2 separate regions of the Homo sapiens genome follow, and region 2 is linked to region 1. A link is a loop called in an ENCODE intact Hi-C map of the cell type or tissue named here. Cell type or tissue: prostate gland. All regions are shown on one strand. Links, peaks and the distances in the headings refer to the core of each region. The heading gives the core; the rest is flanking DNA.

Region 1 (8,343 bases), core at 173-8,172:
CCATGAAACAAAATACAAATAGTAAGATTAGAATAATAATCAATATGATAATTAATTAGTGAACAATGACACCAACAAATAAAGGACTCATCTCTCAAATTTGTTCTGTTATTCAGAACATATTATTAATTGGCATGTATTTTAAACATTCTGTGATCACCCATAATGGCAGCCAATTCAAACAAGAATGGCTTCCAGTGGCAATCAACTAAAAACCCAGACTGTGGAAAATTTTTCCTATAAAAATAGATCTTCTCTTATTTAAGATGAGATTTCACACTGTGGAAAACAGTATGGTGGTTCTTCAAAAAATTAAACATAGAATTACCATGTGATCCAGCAATTCTACTTCCATGTATATAGCCAAAATAATTGAAAGCAGGCACTTGAATTTGTACACCAGTGCTCAAAGCAGTATTATTCACAATAGCCAAAAGGTGAAAACATACAGATGTGTATTGATTGGTGAATGGATAAACAAAATGTGTTATATACATAGAGTGGAATATCATTCAGCCTTAAAAAGGAAGCAGATTCTCACACATGCTACGACATGAATGAAGGAACCTTGAAGACATTATGCTAAGTGAAGTATGTTACATACAAAAAGACAAACATTGTATAATTTCTCTTAGAGAAGGTGCTTAGAATAGTCAAATTATAGAGACAAAAAGTAGAATGGTAGTTGCCAATGGCTGGGAGATAATGGTTATGGGGAGTTGTTTAATGGGTAGAGTTTCAATTTGGGAAGACGAAAAAGTTCTGAAGATGGTTGGTGGTGGTAGTTACACGGTAATGTGAATGTGTCTAATGCCAGTGAACTGTACACTTAAAACTGGTTAAAATGGCAAATTTTATGTTATGTATATTTTACACAATAAAAATGAGATTTCCTATTTCCCTGTTTGAGAACAAGAATATAGTCTGTTGGGTTTTTCTGATAAGTGAGAAACAAAATTTTGACAGTGATCACTCAGGTTTATAACTATGAAGTAGGGTTTTAAATACCTCATATTCTGATAAAGTTTATCTGTGTTTATTGCTGGAAGAACTTTTTACCAGAAAGCAATTTGGGGGATCTTTGTGTCTTAAAATGAAGATTACATTATTTTTGATGTGATGTTTTTATGTAAATTACTATGTATTTTTTAGTCTAGTCTTTGAAAATTGGCAATCTTTGTACATTAATAGTAACTCTTTAAATCATAGACTTTTACTAGGCTAAATAATAGAAAATTATTGCTTCCTTGCATATCACCTTTTTTCTTTCTTTCTTTCTTTTTTTTTTTTTTTTGAGATGGAGTCTCGCTCTGTCACCCAGGCTAGAGTCATATTACCTTTTTTCTAAAAAGTGTATTTAACTTGCACATTGTCTGTTATGTTACAAGAGGCAGTTTTAAAAATGAAAACACACATAGGATAAATGAGTTTTTACTATTTACATATTGGGATAAAAGCAGGATTAATTCATATATGTACTTTACATATATATATATGTATATATATATATGTATATATATATATATGTATATATATATATATGTGTGTATATATATATATATATATATATATATATATATATATATATGCTTTTTTTTATTTTTTTGAGACAGGGTCTCACTCTGTTACCCAGGCTGGAGTACAGTGGTGCTAGCATGGCTCACTGCAGTCTCGATTTCCCAGGCTCAAGCAATCCTTCCCAGGCTCAAGCTGGGACTACAGGCAAGCGCCACCATGCCCAGCTAATTTTTTATTATTTTATTTTATTTTATTTTATTTATGTATTTATTTAATTTATTTATTTTTGAGACGGAGTTTTGCTCTTGTTGCCCAGGCTGGAGTGCAATGGCGCGATCTTGGCTCACTGCAACCTCCACCTCCCGGGTTCAAGCGATTCTCCTGCCTCAGCCTCCCGAGTAGTTGGGACTACAGGTGCCGGCCACCACTGCTGGCTAATATTTTGTATTTTTAGTGGAGACAAGGTCCCCTATGTTGCCCAGGCTGGTCTTGAACTCCTAGGCTCAAGTGATTCTCCCACTTCAGCCTTCCAAAGTGCTGGAGTTACAGGTGTGAGCCACCGAACCCAGCCATATATTAATGAAAGAAGATGTACTTTTCTACGTCATTACCTTCTGGGTGCTGTGATGCAAAACAATGAGTCTCACTTTTCCAGGAACTTGTGGGATTGAGAAGGCAGAGAAGCAATGGGTGGTCAAGATGTAGTATGCTAAGCACTCTAGCGGGATCGTCTTCAGGTCCCCATGGGACAGACGTGGGGGCAAGGAATTAAACTGAAGGTCCATGAAAGCTTCCTGAAGGAGCTGAGGCTGTAGCTGACACTTGAAGGAAAAAATAATTTGCAAAATGTAGTTTTACCCTATTTGTTTGCTAAATGTATCAGATACCAAGCGTTTGCATTTTACAGATGAAAAATGTAAAACCTTGAGAATTAAGGTTTCATTTCAGTGACTTTAGCCTGGCCTATGTCAAGTGTCTGCTTTCCTCAGCCTGAAGGAAGCCCATGAAACTAGAGCTCTTTTTCTTAGTGTCAGTGCCGCCAAGGGTTGCTCTGAGCTTCACATCACTCCCATGCTTTTCTGCCTTTAACAGTTTCACAACCAAAGAGGAGCTGGGGAAGACAGTGCCTCAGCTACTGACTCCTGGGCTGATGGGCGAATCTTCAGAATCCTTTAGTGCCTCAGAAGATGAAGGCCACAGGGAATACCAAGCCAATGACTCTGACTCGGACGGGCCTATCTTGTACACCGATGATGAGGACGAAGACGAAGATGAGGATGGCAGTGGAGAAAGTAAGACTGTTTTCAAGAGGCAGGGAGGAGCGTGGGTGATAAGCAGAAGCAGCTGCAGTTTATAAAGAATAAAAGCCTCATTAGGAACCAGACATCTGATGTTTTCTTTCCCCTCATCCTCCTTTCTCAAATTAGAAATGTGTATATCCTAAAGTTTAGCTTTTGATGGGAGGCCTTTCCAGAAGATGATGTCACATGGCTGGATCTGGCCTTTGTCGATGAGCTAGATGAGCTAGATGTGCTAGATGTGCATATTAGTATTTGTGCTGAGAATCAAAGCTTTCTAATAACAGAGACCTTTCTCACTATGACCAAAGAGAGCCCTTCCACTCTGGGCCTGTTGTTGAAGAAAGAAAGTCAGTGCAGATTCATAGGCTTACTCATTGGAGGTGTTTGAAATTTTCACTCGCTTTTGTACTGGGGTTTATAGAAAGGGGAAGGAGGAATGAGTCAAGAATGCCAAATACCTCATTAGCATTAAGAGGCTGGGCACGGTGGCTCATGTCTAATTTTGGGAGGCTAACGTGGGTGAATCCCTTGAGGTCAGGAGTTCGAGACTAGCCTAGCCAACATGGCGAAGCCCTATCTTTACTAAAAATACAAAATCCAGATGGGCATGCTAGCGCACGCCTGTAATTCCAGCTGCTCGGGAGGCTGAGGCAGGAGAATCGCTTGAACCCAGGAGGCAGAAGTTGCACTGAGCTGAGATCGCGCCACTGCACTCCAGCCTGGGAGACAGAGCGAGACTCCATCTCAAAAAATAATAATAAAAAGAATGCTAAATACCTTGCTAGCATTAAAAAAAATCATACTTCCACAATAAGTAAGATAGTAGGCCTTCTAGGAAATAATAATATCATTTATGTATTAAAAATAATGGCAAAAACCACAATTACTTTTGCATCAACCTAATATAACTTAGAGATATGGAAAGTGCTTTTATTTTTTTTTAACTTTGTGCTGGATAACATGGGAGGGATTCACTGTGGACTGAATTTGTAGATTATGGCAAGTTATTACTATATTAGTGATTAAATGGCACTTTTTCAAATCCCTTTTAATTTGCATGGAGCAAAAAAAAAAAAAAACCATTATCATCCATGTGGTGTTACTTATCATTTGTTGAAATTTTCAGGATTCTGGGGTAATTAAGGGTTAAACATTGGTAGACTCTGCCAGGATGGCGTCTGAGTAGAGGAAAGGAGGAGACAAGGATTAACTGTACAGAATAAAAGCAAAAGAACTAAGTTTTTTAAACTTGAAAAAGAAACAGAATTGTGCAATCATTCATTTCTATGATCCACCCTCTCAGCAAAATAAACTGCAGCTATCACTTTCCAAACGATGAAGTGATACTTCTAAGTTTTTTCATGGTGTCCCAATATTTTTCAGAACATTAAAAAGAAATAGCGCTTCAGTCCTCTCAAAATGAACTGCATCCAACTCAAAGTCTTTTTTTCCTTAGGTTAATTAAGATTCTCCTCCTGCATGAGGAGAAAGAATTTGGTCTGGGCTCTATTTAAAGTCCATGCCATGTGTAACCTGAGTGCCACTGGCTAAAAGCCTCTCTCTCTGCATTTCTGCTCTTTTTCAATCCTCAGGTGCTTTGGCAAGTAAAATACGCCGGAGGGATACTCTTGCTATCAAACTTGGCAACAGACCATCTAAGAAAGAACTAGAGGACAAAAACATCTTGCAGCGTACATCTGAAGAAGAGAGGCAGGAAATCCGACAACAAATTGGAACCAAGTTAGTCAGGTAATTGCTAACATTTTAGGACAGTACTGACTAATTTGTATTTTTCTCCCTCCCAAAGCTTCCTACCTAACTGGGGTCATTGTGAATTCCTTATGTACAGATACATCTGGCCTACTGGGTCTTTTAAAGTTGGTCTTGCATGATGAAACACTCGAAGAACCTGTCCTTTGGCCCAGCTAGCCAGTGGCTTTGAGGTCACCAAAGCCTATTCCAGGAGTCAAAAACTTTTTTTTAAAGACCAGTTGGCAAACATTTCAGGCTTTGCTGGCCAGACAGTCTCTGTTGCAGCTACTCAACTGCGCTGCTGTAGCATAAAAGCAGCCATAAATAATAGATAAACAAATGAGTGTGGCCATGTTCCAATAAAACTTTATTTATTCATAAAGCTGGATTTGGCCTGCAGATCACAGTTTGCTCAACAATCCTGGCCTAATTTATGGACTCACTAGCATTCCTGGGAATGCCATGAGGTTCTGCCCTGTGGACTGTGAGACTGCAGAAATATTATTTGCCTTCAATGGTCTGCCTCCATCCAAGTCAGGTAGCCTTAACCCTCATATCTGAACATCCCTCTTCCAACTTCAAGTAAATGGATCATCTGACATCTCTTCCTGCCTCCAACCATTGTATAGGATTTTTGCTTTTGCCACTGGTGACTTTACAAGTCCCTTTAACTGGCAGTTTTAATAGAAGTGAGCATTCATGCCAGAGGTCTTATTTTTGATGATCAGTTTAAGCACATGTAAGAATTAGTTGTTCTGCTGACTTGTCTTACTCTGCATACACAACAGGGTGCATAACTGGGAGAAAGGAACTGTCTAGAATCCCAGAGCAGGATTTGGAGGTGGGGGGAAAATTGCTGTCCTTGCTTGGAAGTGGTATAACTGGAGGCAGGATTGGCATGGAGGCTGCTGACCATTTCTCCAGAGGAAGAGTAACCCCTAAGGCACCTCCTTACAGCTGAGTTGTGCAGAAAGGTGTCAGAGACAGCAGCTGTGGCATCTATCTGAAGGAAAAGCACAGCCTACCAGGGAACCTCGGGGGAGGCTTAGAGGGTCTCTCTGTTCTGTAAACCCTCTTGCGACTCTGGAAGAAATTTGGGAATGTTTACCAGTGGTCTCTCTCGCTCTCGTCTTCTTAATTCAGCCCTAACCTGTGACCATTTCTGGCTTCGGGAAAAAGCCAGCAGAAGCAAGAGGGACTAACGTGATTAATGGTATCGAGCTGGAAAAACCTACAGTTCTAAACTTGCCATCTTACCAAGGAAAAACAAGGGGCCTCTCTGAGGCCCAGAGAGATTAAGGAAATGTCTCAAGGACAGACATGCAGTTACTGAGTAGCAGAACCAGAATTAGAATTTCGCTCCTGGGCTCTCTGCCCAATTTTCTTTTGTATACTGTCTCCTGTTTTGTACTTTCTACTCTATGTAAGAGAGTATATGCTTCTAGGTTTTCTGATTGTTTTATTACTCTTGTTTATGTTTTACTATGAAGAAGAATGTAAATCATTGAATAATATTTGCATAAAATAATAATAGTGTTATCATAGTAAGGAGTAAAAAAGTGTGAAGTATCCTATACCCACCTCAATAAATGTCAAAGTAGCAGTAAAGAAAATTTTGTAAGTTTTTGTTAAAATCCTAAACAAACGAGGAGTTGTAATCCCAGCACTTTGGGAGGCCAAGGCAGGCAGATCACCTGAGGTCAGGAGTTCAAGACCGGCCTGGCCAACATGGCGAAATACCGTTTCTACTAAAAATACAAATATTAGCCAGCTATGATGACTGGCACCTGTAATCCCAGCTACTCAGGAGGCTGAGGCAGTAATTTTGGAGGCAGAGGTTGCAGTGAGCCGAGATTGTACCACTGCACACCAGCCTGGGCAACAGAGTGAGACTCCATCTCAAAAAAAATGTAAAAATAAATTTAAAAAATATATACTAAATATCTTACTATAGGGAGAAACCCTAAAGTCATTTCCTTTAAAAACAGAAGCAAAGAAAAATTCCTTAACCTTACTGTGCTAAAAGTCTGGTCACAATTATTTGTGGTGAAGAAAAGGTATAAATTGTAGGAAAGATATACTGTTATTATACATGGTTGTATACCTAGAAAGCTCTAAAAACTGACCCAAAATTGCTATATATAATGATTTCAGCAGGTTTGCTTGATGTAAGATTAACCTATAAAAATCAACATTATGTTTATATAACATTGTTACATAGAAGAAAATACAATGAAAAAGGGAGATTGCGTTCACGGCATAGCAACAACCGCATTTTAAATACTTAACTATTCACAGGCAGAAGTCCGTAGTCAGGTACCTAGCTAACATCCAGGCCGATCTGTTGCTAGAAGGAAAGGAGACTGTGTAATGGGGGTCAGTGAGCAGCCTCAGCCATGATCTGTAGGCCCACACATACCTGGTTTGAACCACTGCAGTTTTTGGTCTCTGCTACAGCTTAGCTTATAGTCTAATTAATATATAGCTCATTAGGGTCTAAAATAGGATGCTGTGCCTGGCCAGGTAATCTTAATATTACTGTCACATGACACTCCCCAGGTAGGTGAGCGATCCAGTATGGTGGGAGCATGGCTCCTTGAAGTCTGCCTGGCAGCCCCATTCCTTCTGTCTTGCTGCTCTCCCATCCCCTAGATGGTCTCAGCTGCATGATCAAAGCTGGCTCACACCATCATGCTGAAGTTCTAGCCTGTGGAAAAAGGAAAGAGAAAGAAGGGAGCATGCACCCAGGCATTTTAAGGATGAGAAGGGGAAGTAACAAACATCATTCTGCTCACATCCCATTGCAGAAACTCAGTCACAGCACGATACCTGGCTTCTAGGGAGGCAGAAGTCTGTAGTCAGGTACCTAGCTAACATCCAGGCCGCTCTGTTGCTAAAAGGAAAGGAGACTGTGTAATGGGGGTCGGTGAGCAGCCTCAGCCATGATCTGTAGTCTCCAAACTAATGGGAAGGAGACTTTTATTTTGCAGCTTTAAAAATGGATTTTTATTTCTCAAAACATGAAAAATAGAGCTTTGTTGTTTTATTCTGAGTCTCCTACTAGGGTACCTTGTTTTTAACCTGTAATATATCCTTTTTGTCATCATAGGAGGCTGAGCCAGAGGCCCACAACTGAAGAATTAGAGCAAAGAAACATCCTAAAACGTGAGTATTCTATACTATAGAATGATTCCTTGTGTAATCGCTAACAAGCTGCCTCTACAGATGATCGATTTATCAGTAAGAAACCATCATATATTCATTTACTCAAGATGGACTGAAATAGTCCATTTATGTCACATTTATATGTAATTGTTTATATATTTTTTTAATTTCTTGAATTTGATATTTGATTTTATGGCTTTGAGCCTTATACCCGCCCCTAGAGCAGAGTCATGGTCATGACAATTGTGTTTAAGAAAGATGAAATATATTCCATGTATTCTTTCACCCAAATATTAAATAGAAAAAGAATGCTCTAGTCTTCTCGCAAATAAATGTCAAAGAAAAGGCCAAAAGAATCCACAAGGAAACAAATCAAACATTCCTATATTATTATTAACAATACAGTTTGTTGCTAGTTTAACAAATGGCTCAATTCAAAACAAAATTTTCAATCCATTGCATTTTCCTATGTTATGATAACTCGGCTTCCTTCTTGAGTTGTTTATAATTTCTCAGCACTAAAACGTTCTCCATTCATTTTCCTACTTTATTTTCCCATTCTGTTTTTCCCTCTGTTCTCTTTGACTTTAGTTTTTACTCATCCCTG
Region 2 (8,343 bases), core at 214-8,213, 87 kb before region 1:
TTGCTGGGTTAGGTTTACAAAAGTATTTTACTGAGAATTGGATCCATTATTTCTAAGTACAGGCTAAAACGATATGCCCTCAAATAGGATGGTTTCGGTACCCTCTGGCATCATGCCCTAGGAGGATTGAGACTTCTAGTATTTCATTGTGAAGTGTAGAGCATGGTAGATTGGATACAATACATTTTTGATGAATATATGAATGAGTCAACAAATAGTCTCAATAAGCAGCCTGACTGCTTTAAACCAATGATTATATGAATGAGAGGTATGTATTTTTTATATTCTTTTTTTAGTCCAAGAATTACATTACTCTGGCTCTATTGTCTGAAGGGTGGTATCTGAATCTAGTAATTATTTCTTCTAGTTTTTTCCAACCCCACCCCATTTTCACGGTGCCACAGATCAGCACTTGGCTGCTTCTCCTCAATCCTTGGGTTGAAAGGGCAGACAATGCCACTGTCCCCATTTTTAAGAGACAAGAGAACAAGTAAATAAAGTGTGCAGGATCACACCTATGTTGTGATAGAACCTGTATTCATCTGTGTCTCTGGGTTTCCAAGTTTTGTTCAGGGCCCTGTATTTGTCTTGTCCAGAATATTTATCCATTTCCTTGTAAACCAGGCACAGGAAGAGGTCCTAAAGGCAAAAGCTGATGGAGTTTGTTTTCTTTATTCCATAATATATACATGGTAGGAAGTCAAACATTACAAGATGGTTTGGGATAAAAATGAATTTACTCCCTCCCAGAATCCTCCAGTCCCACTTTTCATCTATAACCCAGCATGAACAGTTTTTTTCATTCCACACAGTTTTCATTCATAGATATATCTTTATCAGCAGTCAAACAAGACATACTATACTTACTGCTCTATACTTTGAATTTTTCGTGTAATATAACTTGAAAATACTTCCAACTTGTTCTCTTTAATTCTATAAATGAACACTATTATAGTATGTGGATATATGAAAACTTCCTTTAAAAGAATCCTGTTGTATTTTAATATTGTTCCTGGGTTCTTTGCATATGTATATGCTCTTATGAACAATACTGAAATGAACATCCATATCTATGACCTCTCTCTGCACTCCAGGCTCAAATATGCAACTCCCTATTTGACAGGTCTGCTTGAAAACTTGCTGGGCATCCCAGAGGTAACATGGATCTAATGGAAGGTTTGATTTTGTCCTCCAAGCCAGTTCTTCCCTTGACTTTCTACATTTCACCAAATGATACCCCAACCACTCACTTATTCTAGCCCAAGATCTAGGAGTTATTCTTAGGTTTTCCTTTCCCCCTCCACATGGATCCATCAGCAGGTCTTGTTCTTTTTTCTTCCCAAATATATCTCAAGTCCATGCTCTTCTGTCTGTCCCTACTGCCACTATCCAAGCTCTGAGGCCATCCATTACATGGACAACTATAAACTACATGTCCTAATGACATATTAGCAGTAGAGTTGCTAGGTCAAAAGATTTGTGTGTTTTATTTTGATAGACTTTGCTACATTATTCTCAAAGAGGCTTTCTCAGTGTTATCTGCTTATTATATGAGAATTTCTGTTTCTGTACTCTGTCACCACCACTGAATATCAGGGTCACTCTTAGCCCATAGCCTCGTGAGAATTAGAAGTCACTTCCTCTGGGTGAGGCAGCTAGCTCCACAGCACAGACTTAACAAGTGGAACTTTAGCATGTATTTAATTCCCACTCATTCTCTTACCTATGTGTCCTTCTGCAGTCAACACTCTACACAACTGTACATGACCACAATGCTGTGCATAAATAATTTTTTAGACTCTTTGTAAATCTATATGTAAAAAATGGCATCTTATTTTGATTATGAGTGATGTAGGACATTTATATTTCTTTTTCTTTGAATTGCCTATTTATAGACTTTCCTTATTTTTATGGTTTCTTACAAATTTGTATATTCAGGAGATTAACCTAATGTCTATCATATATTTTAACATTAAAAATTTTTTTCTTGTACCTTAAGTTTGTTTATAGTACTTTTTTATAGAAACCTTTAAATTTTTAAGTCAAGTTGATTAGTCGTTTTCTTTCTTACAGACTAGGGCTATTTCAAAAATGCTTTCCTCTGCTATTTTTCTCATGTTTTGAATATTTGATCTCTGTAATTTATTCTAGCTTAAGATGAATAGATTTAATAGTATAAAATTTTTAAACTTTTACATGGCCAAAAAAAATTAACATCAGAAAGTTGAAAAGGAAAATCATAAAGTTGAAAGAAATATTTAATTATATATGGAAAATAATAGTTAATATCATTAATGTAGTAAGACCTCTTAAAAGTCAGTAACAAAAAGATAAGCAACCACATAGGAAAACAAGTAAACAACATGAACAGGCATTTTCCAAAATACCTAATGGTTACAATTGTGAACTCACTATGGGCCAGGAACTACTCTAAGTGCTTTACTTGAATTAACTTTTTAAAACTTATGACGTTCATCCGGGGTAACTAATATTAATATCCCCATTTTATAAATGAGGAAAACCAAAGTACGAGAGCTAAGAAACTTGCCTATGTTACCTGACCAAAGAAGAACATAAGTGATCACTTGGTAAATGAAATAAGGTTTAAGCAATTAAATGAAAAAAAAAAAAAAAAAGGGATGCAACTGATCACCTATGAGTTTAGCAAAGATTAAAATGAGTAATTCCCAAAAGACAATTGTTTTGTGGTAATTTAAATTGGTACAACTTATCAGAAAAGCAGTTTGGCAATATATATTAAGTCATAAAATGTGCACTTAGGCCGGGCGTGGTGGCTCACACCTGTAATCCCAGCACTTTGGGAAGCCAAGGCAGGTGGATCACCTGGGGTCAGGAGTTTGAGACTAGTCTGAACAAAATGGTGAAACCCCGTCTCTATTAAAAATATAGAAATTAGCCAGGTGTGGTGGCGGGCGCCCGTAATCTCAGCTACTTGAGAGGCTGAGACAGGAGAATTGCTTGAACTCGGGAGGCGAAGGTTGTAGTGAGCCAAGATTGCACCATTGTACTCCAGCCTGGACGACAGAGTGAGATTCTGTCTCAAAAAAAAAAAAAAAAGTGCACTTAGACTACACTTAGACCCAGTAGTTCTGCTCATAGAAGTATATTGTAAAAGAAATAATTAATTGCTCATAAAAACAATTTTTACAAAAGCCAAAAATTGGAATTAACTTAATAGTCAAGCATCAAGAGACTTGTTGAATTGATTGAGATAGACATGTGGTAGAATAAGCCATTTAAAAATGATGTAAAAATATTTTTAAAAGGCAATTTTTATGATAAATAACATCAACATGTGAAAAGGCAGGTTATGAAGTAATATGATTCCATTTTTAAAATATGTAAAGAAAAATTTATATGTACACACACATAGAGGAGAGGAACTTCATTCTTTTTTTTTTTTTTTTTTTTTTTTGAGACAGAGTCTCGCTCTTTTACCTAGGCTGGAGTGCAGTGGCATGATCTCGGCTCACTGCAACCTCCACCTTCTGGTTTCAAGTGATTCTCCTGCCTCAGCCTCCCAGGTAGCTGGAATTACAGGCGTGAGCCACCATGCCCAGCTAATTTTTGTATTTTAATAGAGATGAGATTTCATCATGTTGGCCAGGCTCGTCTCGAACTCCTGACCTCGTGATCCACCTGCCTCGGCCTCCCAAAGTGCTGGGATTACAGGTGTGAGCCACTGCGCCCACCCAGGAACTTCATTCTTGAAGAGTTAGTGTGACAGTCATGGCTTTCCCCTGCTTTGGACATGATCGAACCCAAGGTTTCCATATCCACTGTCCACCTGGACCTTGACCGTAATTAAAGTCATGAGCTCACCTGCAACTGTACTAGCTTTTCTCCAGCTGCGTGGATTCTGAGCTTTAAGCTCAGTGGCTGGTTTTCAGCTACTTTTTTTTCCTTTGTCAGTGATGAAAATGAAAACATTGGTCCCAATATAGCCACCTTCTTTTTAGGTTTAATTGTTTTTTTAGTCTGTTCGATAATAATGTGAATGTCTCTTACTTTGAGAGAAAGAATGTGAGCAAAATTTCAACATCACCTACTTCTCTTTGGTCCATAGCTCATCAGATTTGGTCAGTGACTAATATCCCAAATATTTTAATTTTATTTTTAGCAGTCTGAAATAGAAAATAATAAATTTATTTTATTTTTAGCAGTCTGAAAACATAATGACTAATGAGCAAGTCACACGTCACCTCTTGCCTTCTTAATGCAGTGGGGAAGGAAACAAGAATTGTAAGAATTGGTCTTACAATTAAGCCTATTTAATTTGAATAGAGGGAAAATTCCAACATCTTTTCTTTGGGGACTTTACTGTAGCAGGTTAACTGCTAGTCTCTATTCTTGGGAGAAAATATTAATATTTAGTGAAGACTCAACTGATGCAAAAGTGATATTAAGGATAGAAATAGTCTTAAGAAAATAAACACTTCTTGTTTCCTCCCCACAAAAGCAGGGGAACAAAAACCAAAACTACAGAAATGCGGAAAGGAATGGGCAAATCACATTACTTGCTAAAAGGTCGGTCTAACCATTATCATTTATATTTATAAACCATCCCTCCATTTATTTTCATTTCAAGGGGCTGGATGTTTTTATTCACATCAACCTTCTGGCAAGTAAAACACTGCAGCCCTTAACACTAAGGAAATTTGGCTGCCAAGGAAGGACTGAAGTGCTATTTTGCTTAAGAATATCCTGGAAAGCTGTGCTGGTATGTGCTTGGCAGGTATAGTCCTACAAATCAGCCTGTTTTATGAGGGGATATTAAGAAGGAGAAGAGTGGCACCTTCATGCAGCAAACAGTTCCTAAATTAAAGTTATTATGTGTAAGGTGTTATGCTAAGCAAGGTGGGAAGTTTCAAAGATAAATCCTACACAGACCCTGCCCACAAAGCGTCCAGTCTAGAAGATGCTTAGTGAAAATGTGCAGAAATGAGAGTGGAAGGGAAGGGATATGTAGAGAATTGTAGGACTAGATCAGGAGGCAAAACACATAATGGGGACAAGAATTCAGGCTCTGAAAAGGAAAGGGGTGGAAGGCAATACTGAAAGCCACAGGCAATGGGAACCACTGACGCTTTTTTTTTTTTAAATCAAACCAGAGAAATGATTATTGCTTTGCCTCCGGAGATGAGTTGGCCTGCCGCATGCAGTATAGATTTCATGGGGAGAGACTGAAAGTGGGACCAAGAAGTAGGCTGGAATAATCCAGCAAGGTGAAGTGGATGCCTGATCTGGGGTGAGGGGTGGGTAGAGAAATGGGAGTAGGGTCTCACCCAACTCTCAACTCCCAGAGTTACCCAGTTTGTGTCTGCAACTCTGACCTTTCTCTGCACTGCAGGCTCAAATGTGCAACTCCCTATTTGACAGGTCTGCTTGAAAACTTGTGGGCATCCCAGAGGTAACATAAGTCTATACAGAAGGTTTGATTTTGTCCTCCAAGCCAGTTCTTCCCTTGACTTTCTACATTTCACCAAATGATACCCCAACCACTCACTTATTCTAGCCCAAGATCTAGGAGTTATTCTTAAGTTTTCCTTTCCCCCTCCATATGGATCCATCAGCAGGTCTTGTCCTTTTCTCTTCCCAAATATATCTCAAGTCCATGCTCTTCCGTCTGTCCCTACTGCCACCGTCCAAGCTCTGGGGCCATCCATTACATGGACAACTGCAGTAGATTCCAGCTGCTCTCCTGCTTCTGTTCCCACCCTTCTGCAATTCATTTTCCACAGAACAGCTAAAGTAATTTCTTAAAGCATAAATCATGTCACTCACTCACTCAAAACCTTCCTGTCCTCCCACTGCACTTGGAATGAAATCCAGATTGCATAGTATGGCCCTCGAGGCTCTACATGAGCCTATATGATCCCTGCCCACCTCTCTGACCTCATCTTCCATCACTTTGCTCTGGTCCCCTCACTGCCTTTTTCAGTCCTCAAACAAGCCTGGATCAGTCCCACCCATGGACCTTGGCCGTTGCTGCACCCTGTTTGAGACACTCTTCCCTTCGCTCTTCGCCAAGCTGACTCCTTGTTTCGGCTGGATCCTTGTGCTTCATAGAGACCTTCCCTGCCTACCCCTCTCCAGAATAACCCACCCAGGTCCCACCCACAGCTCTCTGTGCCTTCACTGCACTTAGCACTCAGATGATCTTGTTTGTTTGTTTTATTCATTGTCTCTCTTTTCTAGAACATAAGCTCCATGATCTAAAAGACGTTATCTGTCTTGTTCACCAATGTCTCTTCTTATTCCTAGGTATATGCCTGACACCAAAACTATTTGTCAAATAAATGAATAGCTCTGTTTGGCCAGGTCATACATTAGTAGAGTAGTGGGAACTGAGTAGAAAGTTCAGGGGCATCTAAGAAATGTGGAGTTGTTTAAACTGATTCTTTAATTCTCCAGTCTCTAAATAGCATGCTCTTTGCTACCTATTGATTGATTTTTCAGCATGACACATTATCTACTGAGCTCACAGTATGGAAACCGAACACGTAGTTCTCTTTTTTACCCTACCCCAACCCCTGCCTCTCCCCATTTCAGAATCATACATTTCCTATTATTTCCCATTTTCCCATTTTCTCATCTTCTCAAGTCTTTTTTTTTTTTTTGAGATGGAGTGTCGCTCTGTTGCCCAGGCTGGAGTGCAGTGGCCTGATTTCAGCTCACTGCAACCTCCGGCTCCTGGGTTCAAGTGATTCTCCTGCCTCAGCCTCCCGATTAGCTGGGATTACAGGCACCTGCCACCACGCCCGGCTAATTTTTGTATTTTTAGTAGCGACAGGGTTTCGCCAGGCTGGTCTTGGCAATCTGGTCTTGAACTTCTGAACTCAGGTGATACACCCACCTCAGCTCCCAAAATGCTGGGATTACCCGTGTGAGCCACTGTGCCCAGCCCCAACATTCTTATATTGTGTTTTTGATTTTATCAGTCATCCATGTAATAGCAGAAATGCCAACGATAGCTAAGGCTTGTGGTAAACCACGATTTCTTTTTCTCTCCTGCATACCTTTTGTTTTTCCTACTGGTGTTTTTGTTAGCTTGCTAAGTGTCCTACATACCATCCCCACACTTTCTCTTGTTATGTATTTAACGAATCGCTTCTCAATATGTTCAAATACTCGAGTTATTCTTACAGGTTCATCTTTAAGAGCTTCATACATAGCCTTTGTCCTCTTCCCATGTGGACTGGATTTTCTCTGAGCCCACTGTCCAGCTGTTGTCTTGGGATCTCTCTTCATCACACCAGGGGGATTCCTTCCACTTTCCTCTTGCATTGAATCTTCAGATTGCTGGATCCCATGCCCCCTTTTTTTTTCTGGGTCTATTTCCTTATTTTGGCAGAGCACACAGGGTGCTTCTTGAGAAAAGCTCACGGGGTGTATGGTTTTTGAGTCTTTGTATTAGAACGTGGCTTTATTCTGGCTTCATGCTTGGTCGAGAGCTTGGCTGGGACATAAGGTAGCAAAGCAGACTTGCTGCAGTATGCACAAACACTGCCATCCCTCCCAATTAATCAGGATGAACGTTTTCCTTTTATCTGGAAGACTTAGTTTTTCTCTTTAGCAGATAGCTTTTAACTGATTTCAAAAGACTTTCTTGGGTGATGGTCACACAAGATCTCAACTTTGACCTGGCTTGTTGCAATGGTCTAAAAAATATTTTATGGACGTTTAAAAGTTTTGTGGTACATAGACTAATTTAAAAATGTGTTTACTGTGATAATAATGTGCTGGCATTTTTTAAGAAGACTCACATTTAAGATCTACATTGAATAATTGTGGTATTCCTGTATTTTTCTGTGTTTTTATTTTAGGGATGCGTCATCTTTATGGGATGCTCGTTCTGATAGGATCCTGGGGGTATTACAAACTACCATTGATATTTCACAAAAGTGCCCAATTGTGAAACTCACCTAGTGTGCAAAATACTGATTGCTGGGTCCCATATTATAGGTCAGCAAAATCAAAGTCTTTTGGAGAGGGGTCTCAGAGTCTGTGTTCTCAACAAACATTCCAGAGGATTCCTAAGGTGAGAAACATCTTCTGGAAAACAAATTATAGGTTAGTGGTACTGTACAGATGGTCCTCAACTTATGATGGGATTACATCTTGATAAGCCCATCATAAAGTAAACAAAAATAGTAAGTCAAACCATGGTAAGTCAGGGACCTTCTGTATTTAAATTAAAAAAAAAAAATTCTCATTTGAATCTTTATGTGTGTCTTTCTCTTTACTTGAGGCAAAAGTTACAAAATATCCAGTTCAGAGACTCAGATGTTCTGTACACAAATGCCGGGATGAATTGGGTCA

What was found. Peaks named below come from ENCODE experiments on the same cell type or tissue, not always from the same donor. Only the 100,000 strongest peaks of a DNase experiment are listed, where the experiment ranks them.
Region 2: it touches region 1 in a loop (2.7-fold over the local background); 3 of 110 quality-filtered maps call a loop at or near these places.

What each region holds. Positions count from the first base shown.
Region 1 is chr6:143,769,648-143,777,990 of GRCh38, forward strand. PHACTR2 (phosphatase and actin regulator 2) reads left to right here. Exons shown (of 13, transcript NM_001100164.2): 7 at 2,611-2,810; 8 at 4,412-4,568; 9 at 7,681-7,736. Among named protein-coding and RNA genes, the nearest start is that of LTV1, 70 kb to the right of the region's middle. In prostate gland, for the core only: no CTCF peak of the experiment used is centred there; DNase peaks (open chromatin) are centred at 4,902 and 5,926; H3K27ac peaks cover 3,784 bases.
Region 2 is chr6:143,683,070-143,691,412 of GRCh38, forward strand. All of the region lies in intron 1 of PHACTR2 (phosphatase and actin regulator 2), which reads left to right. Among named protein-coding and RNA genes, the nearest start is that of PHACTR2, 9.3 kb to the left of the region's middle. In prostate gland, for the core only: no CTCF peak of the experiment used is centred there; no DNase peak of the experiment used is centred there; H3K27ac peaks cover 1,268 bases.